Regions from separate parts of the Homo sapiens genome. Here region 1 is linked to region 2. The links are chromatin loops, found by intact Hi-C in ENCODE. Cell type or tissue: heart right ventricle. All regions are shown on one strand.

Region 1 (8,000 bases), 190 kb before region 2:
GAGAATTCCTGAAGCCCCTTTCTCTGCAGTGTCCCGTATCTTTGAACACCATCCTTCAGTTCTTGTACTTTTACTGTTTGCTCACACTGCCCCACAGCTCTTACTCCCTTCACTTCAAGTTGAAACACCTTCTCTCCTAGTTGAAACACCCCACATTTGTTTCTTCTTCAAAGTCTTCCTTCAGTCCTGTCTCCTGAACTCATGTGGCTCTTGTATTCCAGCGGTGCTAAGCTGTTTTGAGCAGATGCCTTCTCTAAAACCTCAGTCGTTTTGTACCCATAACTTTCCAATTAGTATACTTTTTTTTTTAAAAAAAGGTTATTATTATTATTATTTGAGATGGAGTCTTGCCCTGTCGCCCAGGCTGGAGTGCAGTGGCGTGATCTCAGCTCACTGCAACCTCCGCCTCCTGCGTTCAAATGATTCTCCTGCCTCAGTCTCCCAAGTACCTGGGATTACAGGCGCCCGCCACCACGCCCGGCTAATTTTTTTGTATTTTTAGTAGAGACGGGGTTTCACCATGTTGGCCAGGCTGGTCTCGAACTCCTGACCTTGTGATCCACCCACCTCGGTCTCCCAAAGTGCTGGGATTACAGGCATGAGCCACCGCGCCCAGCCAAAAAATATTATTTTTTAAATATAAAAGGAAGATATCCTCATTGTAAAAAATGTGAATACAGAGTAAATAAGAAAATGAAATTGCTTCTCCCCACCCCTACCCCACCAGGTCTGATATGCCTTAAGTGTTAATGGTTTGTTGTTTATCTTCTCAGGCTTTTTCTGTTTATATGCAAACGTTTTTATGTGTAAAAAATATGTAAAATTATTTCTACAAAAACAAGGATACATTATTCTGTAACTTACCTTTTAAAACTTAATATGCTATATATAAATTTTATTTTTTTCATGACTCTATTGTTCTAGCATATGGCTACACCATAGCTTATTTAAACAATGTCCTATTGATGCACATTTAAGTTATTTCCAGTGTTTTATTATTACATTGACGTGATAAACATCTTTTTTACAGAGATCTTTTGATATGTTTTCTGGCATTCCTGTCAGCTGAAATACCAGAAGAGGAACATCTGGTTCAAGGAGTATGCACATTTTAAATACTAATAAATATTGCTGGATTGCCCTCTAGAGAAACTGTACTTACACACTCCTACCGGCAAATCATTCAGTCTCAAGGTCTCAGCTTGAGTGTCACCTTCTTAAGGAAACCTGCCTTGTCATCTTTACCCCCAGGCAGTATGGAATGCCCTTCCTTTCTTCTAAAGGAAGAATACTCCCCCCAAAACACTCTGATGTCCTTGAATTTTGGTACTCATCCCACTATTTGAATATTTGTTATATAATCTGTTTCCACCACTGGACTTTGAGTTCTTTGTTTCTCCTTTTACATTTTTTTGTTCCTAGTTTTAAAAGTAACACGTGTTCACTGTATATAATTCCAGCGTCGTGGAACTATCTTACATTAGGGAAGTGTCTATTTTGGATAGTCACCCTGTATCATCCTGTGCACCCCTCTCTCATTACCACTTCCAGCATGGACCATAAAAAACACATACATACTCGCCCACAGGCCTGGGTTCCTGGAGAGAAGGGCTCATGTCTTTTTGATTTTCTATTTTTATTTTATTTCTTAAGAGACAGGGTCTCACTGTAACCCAGGCTGGAGTGCAATGGTGCAGTCACGGTTCACTGCAGCCTCCAACTTTGGGGCTCCAGTGATCCTCCTGTCTCAGCCTCCTGTGCAGCCAGGACTACAGGTATGCACCACTATGCATTTAAAAATTAAGCTAAATTAAAAATAATTTTTTTGTAGAGATGGGATCTTGCTCTGTTGCCCAGGCTGGTCTCAAATTCCTGGGCGCAAGCCATCCTTCCACCTTGGCCTCCCAAAGTGGGATTACAGGTGTGAGCCACTGTGCTCGGCCTATGTCTTTTTATTTTTGTGTTCTAGCACTTAATATGGTAGCTGGTACATTGGACATGCTCAGTAAATGTCACCTCAATGAATGGGAAATAAGCCTCTCCTTAGAAAACATGGTAAGTTACATAAGCACCTGTAATAGGTACTCACATGATTTATGGATTATTTTTGCTTAGCTTTCTTTAAAAAGAGGTGGCTTTGCACAGTCTCCTACACTGCCCTCAACAGAAACTCTAAAGCTGATGAAATTCACCCTCTTCTAAATGATTTCGTTCCATAGCCATTAGGAACTATTTAGTTCCTCTAACAAAGCAAATGCAGGAGCCTGGAAAGCAGTTATTAGCTGAGGTAGATTGGTTTACCGATGTGATTTGTTGCTATGTGTGTTTATTATCCACTGTTTCTGTGCTCATGAAGTCAATATCCCCTGCATTTGCTGAGCCAGGCAATCTGGTGAAATAAGAAGTGAAGCCAGGCACTGTTCAACTCCCGAATCTAGCAACAGCCATAATAATAGCTACCATATATTGAGTGCCTACCATGTATTAGGTATGTTTTACATGCCATTTAATCCTCGTAAAAACCCTATGAAGAAAATATTGTTTTTCTCTAGGTTGCAGATGATATTCAGCCACAGTGAAGTAAACTTTCCAAGGTTACACAGCTATTAAGTGGTAGTGTCTGGCTTTGAATCCAGGTCTTTTTGGCTAAAAGCCATCTGTACTCCCTTTTATTTTATTTTTAAAATTTTGTATTTCCATAGGTTATTGGGGAACAGGTGGTTTTTTAGTGGTGATTAATGAGATGCTGGTGCACCCATCACCCAAGCAGTATATACTGCACCCCATTTGTAGTCTTTTATCCCTCACCCCCTTCCCACCCTTTCCTCCTGAGTCCACAAAGTCCATTTTGTCTTTATTATGCCTTTGCATCCTCATAGCTTAGCTCCCACTTATGAGTGAGAACATCCAATATTTGGTTTTCCATTCCTGAATTATTTCACTTAGAATCATAGTTTCCAGTCCCATCCAGGTTGCTGGAAATGCCATTAATTCATTCTTTTTTATGGCTGAGTAGTATTCCATTGTGTACTCCCTTTTAAATCTTCCTTTCTTATCCTTTAACCTGCCAAATGGGCCTTCTATTATGGAACAGGAAAAGTGGATCATTTGATGGGAAATCTGGAGTCCTTTCTCTTGTTCATCAAGAAAACACTATTCAGATCTCCAAGAAAACACATCATCTTCATTTAACTTTGTTTTATTCTCCCCCTCTAAAATCATAGATCTCTAGAAATGAAAGAGATCAAGTTTACCAGTTCATATTCTCCTGGAGGGGGAGCAGGAGAGCCAATGACAGTATTACCTATTAAATATTTTCATTTTCATCCCAGTAGAGAGTCTCCCAGATTTCACTGCATGAATGAAAAATCTGGAGTTGCTTTGGATTTATATGGGTGCAAAGCTAGAGTCTAATAGAACTAAACACAATATGTAAATTATAATTTAGAATTAGAAACAGAAGGGTAGTCTGGTTCATGGACCCCATGAGGACACCTATATCATCGATTGCCCCAAAGCCATCCTCCGACCTGGAGGCTAAAGAGATCTGGTAGGTTCCTTTTTTTATTACATTCATTCTGTTCCAGGTGGTCAAACATTTCTTTTGTTTTTACTGACCTGTAGAAAAGGAGATGTGTGTCCACAATTTTGCCTACCCCAAGTTTTGGAGGAAATTCTTTGCTTATTACACCTTATCTAACGCCTCCAGTGGGACTTGGGGTTAGCACTTTGCAATGAGACATGTTAATGTGTCTTCAGTAAGACATATTCATATTAGATGGGGATAAGTAAAGATTATGATAACTTCATGTCATTTCAGGTCAGATTTTGCTTCCAAATGATTTGCACACACTTAGGAAAAAAATTTCTGTTTTCAGAACGTTTTGGATTTCAGAATTGCAGATAAAGGATTGTGGACCCATAATTTTCTCCTGTTTTGCACTGGCGGTAGTTTAACTTGTGGACCATCAAAAAAATATGTTTGAGAGAGGACCCTTATCACCTCTTTTGTTTAAAAAGCAAAATAAACTTTGTTTCCACCAAAATGCCTGCCTCCCCGACATTTAGGGGCTGCTGTGGCACCATTCCTGTGTGTGTCCCCTTGGTAGCTTAGTTCCAAGCTTGACAGTTCTCAGGGGTGGGGAGTTCTCTCTGCTCTCCCTTACCCTCACCCCAACCAGTCTCTTCAGCTGCATCCCGTTTCTCCTCTTCTAAGGGATCTGGAGAGTTGCTGGCTTCCATCATCTTCCGTGTGAGGACCGTCACAGCTTGCACTGCTCAGCAGGCAGCTTTTCTGGACACCACACTCTCCCCAAGCCTTTGTTTCTTGATTTTGGGAGCATTCGCCATGGAAACCATTTTGGCTCATCTTATCCCATTCCCAGGTGGTCTCCAAGGCTTTGCCCACACAGTGCCACAATGAAAAATGCAGCCTGGCTCACCGGTTTGCTTTTCACGTTTTCATTGCTTATTTGGCTCATGGCACAATCCCACGGAATCCTCTGCAGAGGGTGGTGTTGCGCCATTCCCTCTGACCCAAGTGTTGGCTCTCACTCTGCTCAGTGTGAGACACACCTTTCACACCCACAGTGATGCCTCACTGCATCCAAAGCCATTCTGAGATTAGCACAGTCTCAGGCCAGATGGTTTGATCAATTCCAATTCCTGCTCCCACGTTGGCTCCTTTAGGCCTCGTATGTTCCATTTAGCTGTTGTTTCTCCGGTATATGAAGTACATCAAGCAGTGAGTATCTTCAGCAACTGCCTATACCAGTAAGTATCTGGCTGTCGGTGGTGGTGGCTGTAGTTTGGCAGTACTACCAGCTTCTCCCAGCACCTGGCTTATCAGAATACAGGATTCATGCCATGTGGCTCTTACTTGGGCCAAGAGTCTTCAGTCAGCCCAGTGACTTAAGTTGCCAAGGAAACTGTGTCTAGTGAGACCTCAAGATTTACAACTCATTCCTAGGCTACAAGGTTTTCTCCAGAATTTTTGCTGACACAGTTTATTCCCATAACCTCCCAGCCCTGTGGGGTGTATAAATCTTTGAGCTTCTCTGGAGAATTCACTTTACTGCATGCAAGGCCTAGAATAGGGATCAAAAGAAGTTTGGCTTCAGGGGCCTCATGAACTTGGAAATTGTATGCACTATTTTGTGTGGATGTATGTATGGGCATTTTTTTTATGGGAAGAGGCTTGCACTGGGTGCTCAGCAGCATATTCTGAAACAGTGTAGACTTGGGAAATCTATTTAGTCTTCTGAGCCTCTGGAAAGTGAGGATAATACTAGATTCTGTCCCATTCATTTGTAATGAGGATAAAATGAGAAGTGCATATAAACTGTCTAGTACAGTGTCCATAAATATTCATAAATGTTAGCTATCATTTGACTGTGAGCCTCAAAGGGTTAAGATGATGTGACTGCCTTTCGTTCCTTAGGATTAGGTGGCAGATATAGAATTTGAAATCATTTTCTTTATGCTGCACAGAAAATCTTCACAGTACTGCCTGGTGTGATCTCCTTAGCATCCTTTTTGGTGGGTGGGAAAGAGTGCATGACTATCCTCTTTTACAGGTGAGGAAACTGAGGCTCACCATGATCACCTAGCTAATAAGGCTCCAAAAAAATAGGTCCTGCTCACAATCTGGTGGGACAAACAGATCCTAAGACAAGCAATTACAGACCACGATGAGCACCATCACCCTTGAAGTACAGGATGTTAAAGCATCTACGAAGGTCAGGGCAGGCTTCCTGGGGTGACAATCCGATCCCTGAAATGTGGGTAGGAATAGGTTAGGCAAACGAATGGACTTTGAGAGAGTGTTGCATGTAGAAGGAACAGCATGTGCTGATGCCTCGAGGGAGGGAGCGCTCATGGTTCGGGTGCCTCGCAGCAAGAGGGAGTGGGAGATGAGGCCAGGGGAAAGTTTCTTTTAACCCCTAAAAAAAAGGAGATGAATGTGCAAAGAAAAAGGAAAGGAAGGCCGGGTGCGGTGGCTCATGCCTGTAATCCCAGCACTTTGGGAGGCTGAGGTGGATGGATCACATGAGGTCAGGAGTTCGAGACCAGCCTGGTCAACATGGTGAAACTCCGTCTCTACTAAAAATACAAAAATTAGCCAGGCTTGGTGGCAGGTACCTGTAATCCCAGCTACTAGGGAGGCTGAGGCAGGAGAATCGCTTGAACCTGGGAGGTAGAGGTTGTGGTGAGCCAAGATCGTACCACTGCACTCCAGCCTGGGCGACAGAGCAAGACTGTCTTAAAAAAAAAAAAAAAAAAGGAAAGGAAAGGAATAGTGCAGACAAGTAACTTAAGCTAGGCTGTGTTGGCACACCTGCAAACATGCAGCCATTTAAAATAATTCTGAGGAAGACTAACAACACAGGTCGTGTTTGCTGTGTTAAGTGAGGAAGAGTGTTTATAAAACTGCCCGTGTATCAAGATTGCAGCTGCATAAAAACTAATCCTCAAATGACAGAGACTTACACGGAAGAAGGAAAGTAACTCTTCTGTTAAGGTGATAGATTTTAAAATGTATTTTAATGTCTTATTTTGTAAGTTTTGTTTTAGTTGCTCATTGTTTACAGTGCGTTGCCTGGGAGATCAGGATCCAGAGTTCTGCTGATCCCCCAGCCTCTTCAATTCCGATTCACTCATTTGATTCATTAATTCCTTAGTTCATTTCAGGCTTGCCCTGTTCCAGGCACCATGCTTGAGCCAGCAGGGATCAGTTGTGTCTGCGTGTCCATTACTGACTGGGTCATCTTTCAGAGAGCCCAGCCGCTCTGACTCTCCCAAGACCCATCCCTCCATGGCTACATAAAAACACTTGCTCCCTCACTTGTTCTCAGAGACACCTCTAATTAATACTTTCATTTTGTTCACGTGAGAAGAAGGAAAAGGCAGTACCAGTTGGTGAACATGGCACCTTCCGGGATCTAGAAGGCAGTAAGCAGGGAAATTAAGTAACTGGAGAAGAGACAACCAAAACAACTGGGTGTCAGGCAGACATGTCCGTTTGACCTGGTTTATTACTGCTTAGCGTCTAGTGCTTTTGCAGAATTGCCTGGCATCTTCTAAGCTTTCCACAGGGATCAAAGGCTTTGTTTGCTCCGAATGTTTTCTTAAGCAGTTAGTTGGAAATCTACCTTTTTGTGCATGTCAACGAGAAGAAAGCAGCAAGCTGCCATTAGATTGAGCATCAGCAAGAAACCTTGACCCCTTGGTGCTCTTAGCATGTGTACTGTGCAATTCCAGGGCTCTGAAGGCAGTCTCAGCACACAGGAACAGTTAAACATTTTGTTAATGTGTCTGATTTTTGCTTTAAAATGCTCCAGTACACATACACAGTGTAAGAGAAGAGATGAAATAAGAAGGGTGATGGATACATTAGTTCATTGTACCATTCCCTTTACCTTGTTTGTTTGAAAATCTTCATAAGAAAAAATTAAAATATTTGAAATACTGATAAGAGCAAAATACCAGAAATAAGTGTGAAGAGCCCCATGTGACAGTAACCCCTCTCATCCCTTTGGAGATGGCCAGCCCTAGATGCTGGGCCCTCCCTCCCCTGGACCCTCCACTTCAGTGGAGTGGGAGTTGATGAGTCAGGGAAGGAGAAGTGGCAGCTGCCTAGGGACACTGGACTCTCTACTGCTCTCTGAAGTGTGGTTTCAGGAGCTGCAGACTTCCCAAGGCCCCGGAGCAGTTAGTTCATCCTTTGCTTTCCATGATCATCTCTGAGTGTGTGTCTGGTTAGAGGTTAGGAAATTGTCAGTCTGTGCATTCAGTACGGACCGAGCACTGTTCTAGATGCTGAGGATACAGAGTGAGGTTTCTGCTCAGGTTGAGGGTACATTCTGCTGGGGGAACTTGACAATCAACATGGATGCTTGTCATTGAGCAAGACCATTTCAGTGCTATGAAGAAAATCACATAGGATGATACGAAGGTCAGGGAAGACGTGAGAGCCACTTTAGGTCAGGTGATTGGAGGAA
Region 2 (8,000 bases):
ACCTCAGGTGATCCACCCGACTTGGCCTCCCAAAGTGCTGGGATTACAGGCATGAGCCACTGCGCCCGGCCTATTTCTGGAATTTTTCATTTGCTATATTTGGATCTTGGTGGGCTGCGGGTAACTGAAACCACAGAAGCAGCGCCGCGGCTGAGAGGGGACTGCCTCTATCAGCGGGTGGGATGGAAGCCCAGACACACGAGCCTTTCGTGAGGTCTTGGCTGGTGAAGAATTCACGACTCTGTTTTTCTCATCTTGCCTTTTTAGCCCTCTTCACTTCATGTCCTGACCAGTTTTCTACTTTGGTCACTCACCCTGTACAGACAGACTAACTAGAACTCTCAGATGATAGAAAAATTCTTAACTACAGTAGCCCATTCTGTGCCCTGGAAAATGGAGCATAGCTGAATATTTGGAAATCTTATGGGGAACAACTGTTATTTTGCACACTTTTGTCATTTGATGTCTGAGGATGAATACAGACAATGGAAGTGATTGAATGAAATATGTGTCCAGCCCAGCATATTCCTAAATGTTGCATTAGGGAAAACACCTTACCAATTCTGTGTTTCCCTGAAAAAAAAAAAAAAAAAAAAAAAGAAATGGGGAAAAGTTATGTTAGTTGGTTTCAAGCTTCATTAAGCATAGTGCTATAGAATAAAGCAGTATTTACCAGTTTTGAGTAATGTATGGATTTTTTCTTTTTTGAGACAGGGTCTCATTTTGTTACCCAGGTTGGAGTGCAGTGGTGCCATTATAGCTCATTGCAGCCTTCATCTCCCAGGCTCAAGTGATCCTCCCGCCTCAGCCTCCCAAATAGCTGGGACTACAGGCGAGTGCTACCATACCCAGCTAATTATTTTATTTTTTGTATAGACAGGATCTCACTTTGTTGTGCAGGCTGGTCTTGAACTCCTGGGCTCAAGTGATTCTCCCACCTTGGCCTCCCAAAGTTTTGGGATTACAGGCATGAGCAGCCATGCCCCACCGGATTTCTAATGTAAGAAATTATTTTGGGCCGGGTGCTGTGGCTCATGCCTGTAATCCCAGCACTTTGGGAGGCCAAGGTGGGAGGATTGCTTGAGCCCAGGAGTTCAAGACCAGCCTAGGCAACATAGTGAGAACCCCCCTGCCATCTCAAAAAAAAAAAAAAAAAAAAAAGAATTAAAAAAAAAAGAAGTTATCTTGTACATTTGAGGAGGTCCATAGTCACCATTTGACAAAGTAACTTAAAGTCTTAATAACAATAATAGCCTTTTAAAATTTGCAATTAAATCTATGAATATCTGCAGCCCCACATACAGAGTTATTTTCTAAATAGGTATGATTATGAGATGTAGAAATTTGTGGGTCATGTAAGGAACATGGCAATACCAAACAGCACCTTTCTGGGCATTCATAGATTTGGGATGATACCTGGCATTCTTTGACATTTACTGTGTACAATGTACTGTGCCAGGTGCTTTACTTGCACTATCAAATATAATCATTCCAACACCCAACAAGACAGGCACTATTATTTCTGCTTCGTAGATGAAGAAACTGAGGTTCAGAGAGGGAAAATAGTGAGCAGCATCAGGCAGCAGGTACTGGGGGATCCCCAAGCTTGTGTGACTCTAGCCTTTACGGGTGACCGCTACCCTACACTATAATAGAAGGAATTGAACAACTGGCTTCTTGTCAGTCAGGGATCACTTTTAATCCTAGGACTATAGCAATCAATAATGTGGTTACAAATTGTGCATTTCCATCTTCATGCTGCTGGCCATACAAGGTGAGGGCAGAGATACCTGAAGCTAGCATCCTTGATTTTTGAAGAGCCATGAGCTGACAGATTTGTGGATAAAGAGAATGGAAAGCAATTAATTATAGAAACTTTTACACACTCCCTGGCTTCCTGAGATTCTTGAGGTGTGTAATTGGCTGTTGACGTGGCTGAGTGTTTCTCAGCTTTTTTGCTCAGCTCCAAGACAGTGAAGTCTCTGGTGGCTTCTGCTCTGAGGCTGCGTGACATCTGCTACCATCTGTGGTGGCTACCTCAGAAATCTCTCTCCTTGCTAAGCCAGCCAGAATCTCTCCCTTGCCAGGCCTTTAACTTGACTAAAGCAGTTAACAGGAACATGCGTCAGCCATGTTAACAGCTGTTTTGTTGGTGGTTACTCCGCTCTGGCTTAGGCATTGAGAATTGGATTTCTTTTTTTCTCTTTTCCTTTTTTTTTTTTTTCCCGTTGTGCTTTAAAATAAGCCACTGAGTAGTAGAAATAAAATAAAGTCATGTACTTTCTGGTCTGTACTAGCAGTAAGGGACCCCATTTGCCAAAGAAGCTCTTGGAGGCCTGGATCCTTCTCTGATTCTTGGACTGTCAATGTCACAAGCAACAGTGCTAGCCTAGCCTTCTACCAGGGGTTTCCTCCCAAAGTGGTTTTGAATTCTCTTCCTTCATCATATTTATTCTGTGTTTTGATGCCCAGGTCTTGTAGCTCCCGGGAACAGTGAACTGTAAGACCCCAAAACTTAGGCCACAGGTAGAAGTTTATACATCCCCACACACAGTGGCTTAAGCAAGCAGAGACCCAAAGACATGCTTGGATTCAGAAAGGTGGCTGTCCCCAAACATGGTCAGAATTGCAAGGTGACTTCCTGCTATGCCTTGTCAACAACAAACAATTGACTAAGAAAATCCATGGAGGCCGGGCACAGTGGCTCACGCCTGTAATCCCAACACTTTGGGAGGCCGAGGCGGGTGGATCACTTGAGGTCAGGAGTTCGAGACCAGCCTGGCCAACATGATGAAACTCCATCTCTAATAAATATACAACAACAACAAAAAATTACTGGGCATGGTGGCGCGCACCTGTATTCCCAGCTACTCCAGAGGCTGAGGCGGGGGAATCGCTTGAACCCGGGAGGAAGAGGTTGCAGTGAGCCAAGATCACGCCACTACACTCCAGCCTGGGCAACAGAGTGAGACTCTGTCTCAAAAAAAAAAAAAAAAAAAGAAAAGAAAAAGGAAAGTCCATGGAAACCATGAATGAGAGGGAATGGAGGTGACCCATTCAGTCAATAAGCAATCATTCTCAAAAGAGAAGGTAGAGGGTTGCAGGGGGCCGGTGGCTGGCTCTCTGGGTGAGCTGGAGAGTGGCAGCTGTGTCCCTAGAGCAGGCGGGGATCCTGCCTGGCCAGCTGCACTCGGTCTTCTGGGTTTCTGGTTCACAGAGCTTGTTCATGGCCTCCCTGAGGCTATCGACTCTGTGCAGGCTCCAAGCCAAGCTGGCGACTGCTTGGCAGCCTCAGTGAACTCTTTCTACTGGGGACAGACTGAGCTGTCCGACAGGGCAGAACGTTTCAGCTCCTTGGCAGCTGTATATGCTTGAATGTAAATCACTACATTCGCTTTCTCTTCTCGGGGATATTCTTGTCAGAGTGAATCCGTTAGCATGAATCAGTTTCACAGGAGTGAGCACCTGATAAACTGATAGAGGCATTTCTGAACTCCATGACATGTGGGAAGCCCAGCTCGAAACTCGGGGGCTTTCCCCTTACTGGCAATTTGATTAAATGAGGATGAGGGGATGGGAGGGGTGGTGTTTCACCTCTGAGAATCTCCCCTTCCTAAACTGTTAACTGCCTAGGATTATAGGGGTTAGATGAGATCGTAGATGCTCAATAAATGCATTAAATTATTGAAGGCCTGGGGTGCCCAAGGGCCTTCAATAATTTAATGCATTAATTAATTAGTTTATTTATGTGAGACAGAGTCTCGCTCTGTTGCCCAGGCTGGAGTGCAGTGGCACAATCTCTGCTCATGCAACCTCCGCCTCCCAGGTTCAAGCTATTCTCCTGCCTCAGCCTCCTGAGTAGCTGGGACCACAGGCAGGCACCACCATGCCCGGCTAATTTTTTGTATTTTTAATAAAGACGAGGTTGCACCACGTTGGCCAGGCTGGTCTCAAACTCCTGGCCTCAAGTGATCTGCCCACCTCGGCCTCCCAAAGTGCTGGGATTACAGAATTTAATCCATTTATTGAGCACCTGCTACATGCCGTGCACTGTTCTGGGCACAGAGTACAAAACAATGTTACTATCCTCTTGGAGGTTACATTCTGGTGGGGGAGAAGTCAGGTGAAAATAAGATAATATTTGGAAGGGGGAAGGCCCAGGCTCTTGGCATGTTAAACTTACCTTGATATCCTTACAGAGAAAATGAATTTTCTGAGTGTTTCTTTGAATTTTTCAGCTCAATTTCACAGATAGCTATACAGCACAGCTTAGTAGACTCTTCCAAAGTAGAAATATTTCTGGGTCAGAGAGACTCGGCACAGCAGCAGGAGCGCTGGGAAGACCTGGGGTGGTTCTGTTTGGAAAGGGGATGAGATGCTCCTGTACTCCTGCTCCAGTGTTTTTGGCTTGAAATGAGTAACATGCAAATGAGCACCTGGGGCTGAGTCAGCAGTGAGTAACCCCCTCTGCGGGACGCCCAGCCCCGAGGCATACACGGGGCCGCCTCTACTGGCTACTGCACCCCGCAGATGCTTCCGCAGCAGACTCTGTGCCTCACCCCCGGCCCTTGCCCATGTCACCTGCTCAGTCAGAATTCCAGCTCAGGCCAGCGGGGCTCTGCTGATGAAAACAGCATTACCTGGAAGCCTGGGACTTCAGTGTTTCTTCCCGCAGCAAGTGCTGAGGAAGCCGCTGCCTTCCCTGGCACCCCCTTGCCGAATAGCTTCCCTTCTGCAGAGGGCTAGGGTCCCCACTTCATCAGGCCTCAGCTCTCCCCTCGGCTCACCCCTCCTTCATACCACTCCAGGCCTCTGTCCAAGACAGACTCCCACCTGGGCCTCCTGCCTCTTCTGAGAGCCGGCACCTCCTTCATCAGCACCTGTTTTCCAGTGGGTTCATTTCAGCATACACAGATGTCCAGCTGCTGCTGTCCTAAACCCACTTTTATGATCCTGCATTTCCTCAGCTCACTATTCCTTCTCTTCCCTGTCACTATCACGTTTCTTAAAAGAATAGTCTCTACTCCTCTCTCCCAGGATTTCTTAATCCACTAAAAACTAGTGTCAGCCCCCAGCACTCCCCTAAAACTTCTCTCAATGGGGTCACCGAGGACCCATTTGCACTTCTGGTGCATGCTTCACAGCCTGTGTTTTTACTAAACTTCTAGTCATTTCCCTTTGCGGTGCTCCCTCCCATCTGAAACATTTTGCTTCCCTTGGATATCTTCTTTCTTTTCTCCCTTTCTTTCTCTCTCTCTTTTTCTTTCTCTCTCTCTTCTTTCTTTCTTTCTTTCTTTCTTTCTTTCTTTCTTTCTTTCTTTCTTTCTTTCTTTCTCTCTCTTTCTTTCTTTCTCTCTGTCTCTCTCTCTCTCTGTCTCTCTCTCTCCCTCCCTCTTTCTCTCTTTCTTTCTCTCTCTTTTTTTTTTTTTTTTTGATGGAGTCTAACTCTGTCACCCAGGCTGGAGTACAGTGGGGCTCACTGCAGCCTCTGCCTCCCTGGTTCAAACAATTCTCCTGCCTCAGCCTCCCAAGTGGCTGGGATTATAGGCGCGCCACCACGCCCCGCTAATTTCTGTATTTTTAGTAGAGATGGGGTTTTGCCATGTTGGCCAGGCTGGTCTTGAACTCCTGACCTCAAGTGATCTGTCCACCTCAGCCTCCCAAAGTGCTGGGATTACAGGCGTGAGTCACTGCGCCCAGCCTGTTGGGTATTTCCTTGATGCCGCTCTCTGGTTCTCTTGCCACCTCTTGACCACCCTCTAGTCTTCTTTGGCTGCATTATCTCCATCTCACCCCCTTTGCACAGACTCCCCGTGATTCAGCCATCATCTCTAAGACTAATTCCACTGCCTCTATGTAGTGAGTACCTGCCTCTTTTCTGAGCCACAGACCATATTTCTATTTCCCCTTCATCTCTACATAGACATCCTTAGAGCACCTCAAAATATAAAACCAACCTCATTTTTTTGCCCTTACTTCAAATCTGCTCTATCTACACTACCTCATTCCATAAAGGCACCAACACCATCCATTTATTCACCCACCCAAGCTAGAAATCTTAAAGCCATTCCCCCTCTTTCTAACCAGTGCCATCTAATCGTGTCAAACTCTACCTTCTAAAGACACCCAAAACTTGTCCACCTTACTCTTTCCTACCTTGGTTCAGGGCACCATTATTTCCCCCCAGGAGAGTTGTAACAGTCTCCTATGTGGTCCCGGGTCTTCAGTTTTGCCCATACCCAATGCATCCACCATGTAAACTACCTGTGTGATCTAAAATGCAAATCAGATCATCTTATTCCACTTCTTAAAATTTTCAGTGGCTTCTCTTGCCCAGAGGGTCGTGTCTGAATTTCTGAGTGAAGCCCACTAGGTTCCCAGTGTACTGAAGTCCATGCAATGCCCCAGCCTCATCTCCCACCCCCCACCCCCATTGCATGCTCTACGCCTCAAGCCCTGAGCCCACCTTGCTATTTCATGCCCTTAGGTGACACACAAACACCTCCTCTGCCTGCAATCACATTTCTTCTCCTTCAAGACCCTTTCAGATGTCAGCTCTGCAAAGCCCTCATGTTCTTCTCCTCCTGACTCTGTATTCTGTAAAGAAATGCTGTCTAAATACCTTTTTCCTAGTTATTGAGAAGTGTTTCTTTTATGTCTGCTCCTGAAGTAAACAGTGAGTTCCTTGTGACCAGAGCATGCCCTTGCTCTTTCACTCATCTCGTCCTCCCACAGGACCTTGCCAAGTGTCAGGCACATATGTAGGTGGTGTTTAATCAATGCAATGAGCAAAGCAGCCCAGGTACTGTGAGAATGAAATATCTGGCTGGGCACAGTGGCTCACACCTGTAATCCTAGCACTTTGGGAGGCCAAGGCGAGTGGATCACTTGAGGTCAGGAGTTTGAGATCAACCTGGCCAACATGGTGAAACCCCATCTCTATTTAAAAAAAAAATTAGCCAGGTGTGGTGGCAGGCACCTATAATCCAAGCTACTCTTGAGGCTGAGGCAGGAGAATCGCTTGAACCTGGGAGACAGAGGTTGCAGTGAGCTGGGATGGTGCCACTGCACTCCAGCCTGGACAACACTGTGAGACTCCATCTCAAAAAGAAAAAAAAAAAAAAAAGATATCTACTGGGGCTATTTTCCTTTGCCCCTAGATTGTGAGCACTTGGTGGACTGGGAGTGTGTCTTTTTCTTATCTGCCGTACCTAGACAGCTGGTGTTCAATAAATAGTGTTGATTATGGTTGGGTTTACTACAACCTTCCAAAAACCCCCCCGATGCAAAGGGATAAAGATATCTAACTAGAATGCTGCCACTTCTGAACAGCTTTCTTTGACTTCAGTTTCCCTGATACTGACCTTTACCTCACCATGCCCTTCCCATTCTCTCCTCACCCCACACTAGGAGGAACTCTGGGCTATAAAGCTAATCTCATAAAATTTGCTGGAGTCTGAAGTCCACCCTGGCTAAAAAAAGAGCACACCTCAGAGCCCAGCCCAGGCTGACTTTAGGTACTTTCCACTTTTATTGAAATTATGACCACATTTCTGGAGTCAAAACAGGGAAATATGACTTACAAAGAACTTCTAAATGATAAAGGGAACAAGTTCCTCTTCATGGAATATGTCATTTTCCAGGCAGAGGGCTAAGGGGCTTTACATATTATCTCACTTCATCTACACTGCAGCCCTAAGAAGAAGCTACTGTCATCTTCTTACTTGACACATGAAGGAACAAGAGGCAATGGTGCTGAAAGGGTGAGAAATGGTACAGAAATGGTAGAATTGGAAATCAAACCCTCCTCTGTCTGATGCCAAACCATCAAGTCACTTCCAGGGACATGAAACAATCTGTGGCATGCCTTTGGGATCCTGAATTAGCAGAATTTCTGGGATTTCAGTGATTTATGAGAACACTATACAATTAGCAGTGTTTCTGTACACTAACAGCAAATTATCTGAAACAGAAATTAAGAAAATTCCATTTACAATAGC

The links. Peaks named below come from ENCODE experiments on the same cell type or tissue, not always from the same donor. Only the 100,000 strongest peaks of a DNase experiment are listed, where the experiment ranks them.
Region 1: a loop joins it to region 2, with 2.5 times the contacts of the local background. A loop is called at or near these places in 7 of 110 quality-filtered maps.

The regions. Positions count from the first base shown.
Region 1 is chr12:94,750,126-94,758,125 of GRCh38, reverse strand. No RefSeq gene overlaps it. Among named protein-coding and RNA genes, the nearest start is that of MIR492, 80 kb to the left of the region's middle. In heart right ventricle, a CTCF peak has its summit at 3,277; a DNase peak (open chromatin) is centred at 4,519; H3K27me3 peaks cover 288 bases.
Region 2 is chr12:94,557,524-94,565,523 of GRCh38, reverse strand. MIR5700 (microRNA 5700) reads right to left here and starts at 3,735; the gene lies at 3,665-3,735. RefSeq lists enhancers at 2,088-2,157, 4,198-4,307, 4,107-4,733. In heart right ventricle, no CTCF peak of the experiment used is centred here; a DNase peak (open chromatin) is centred at 3,270.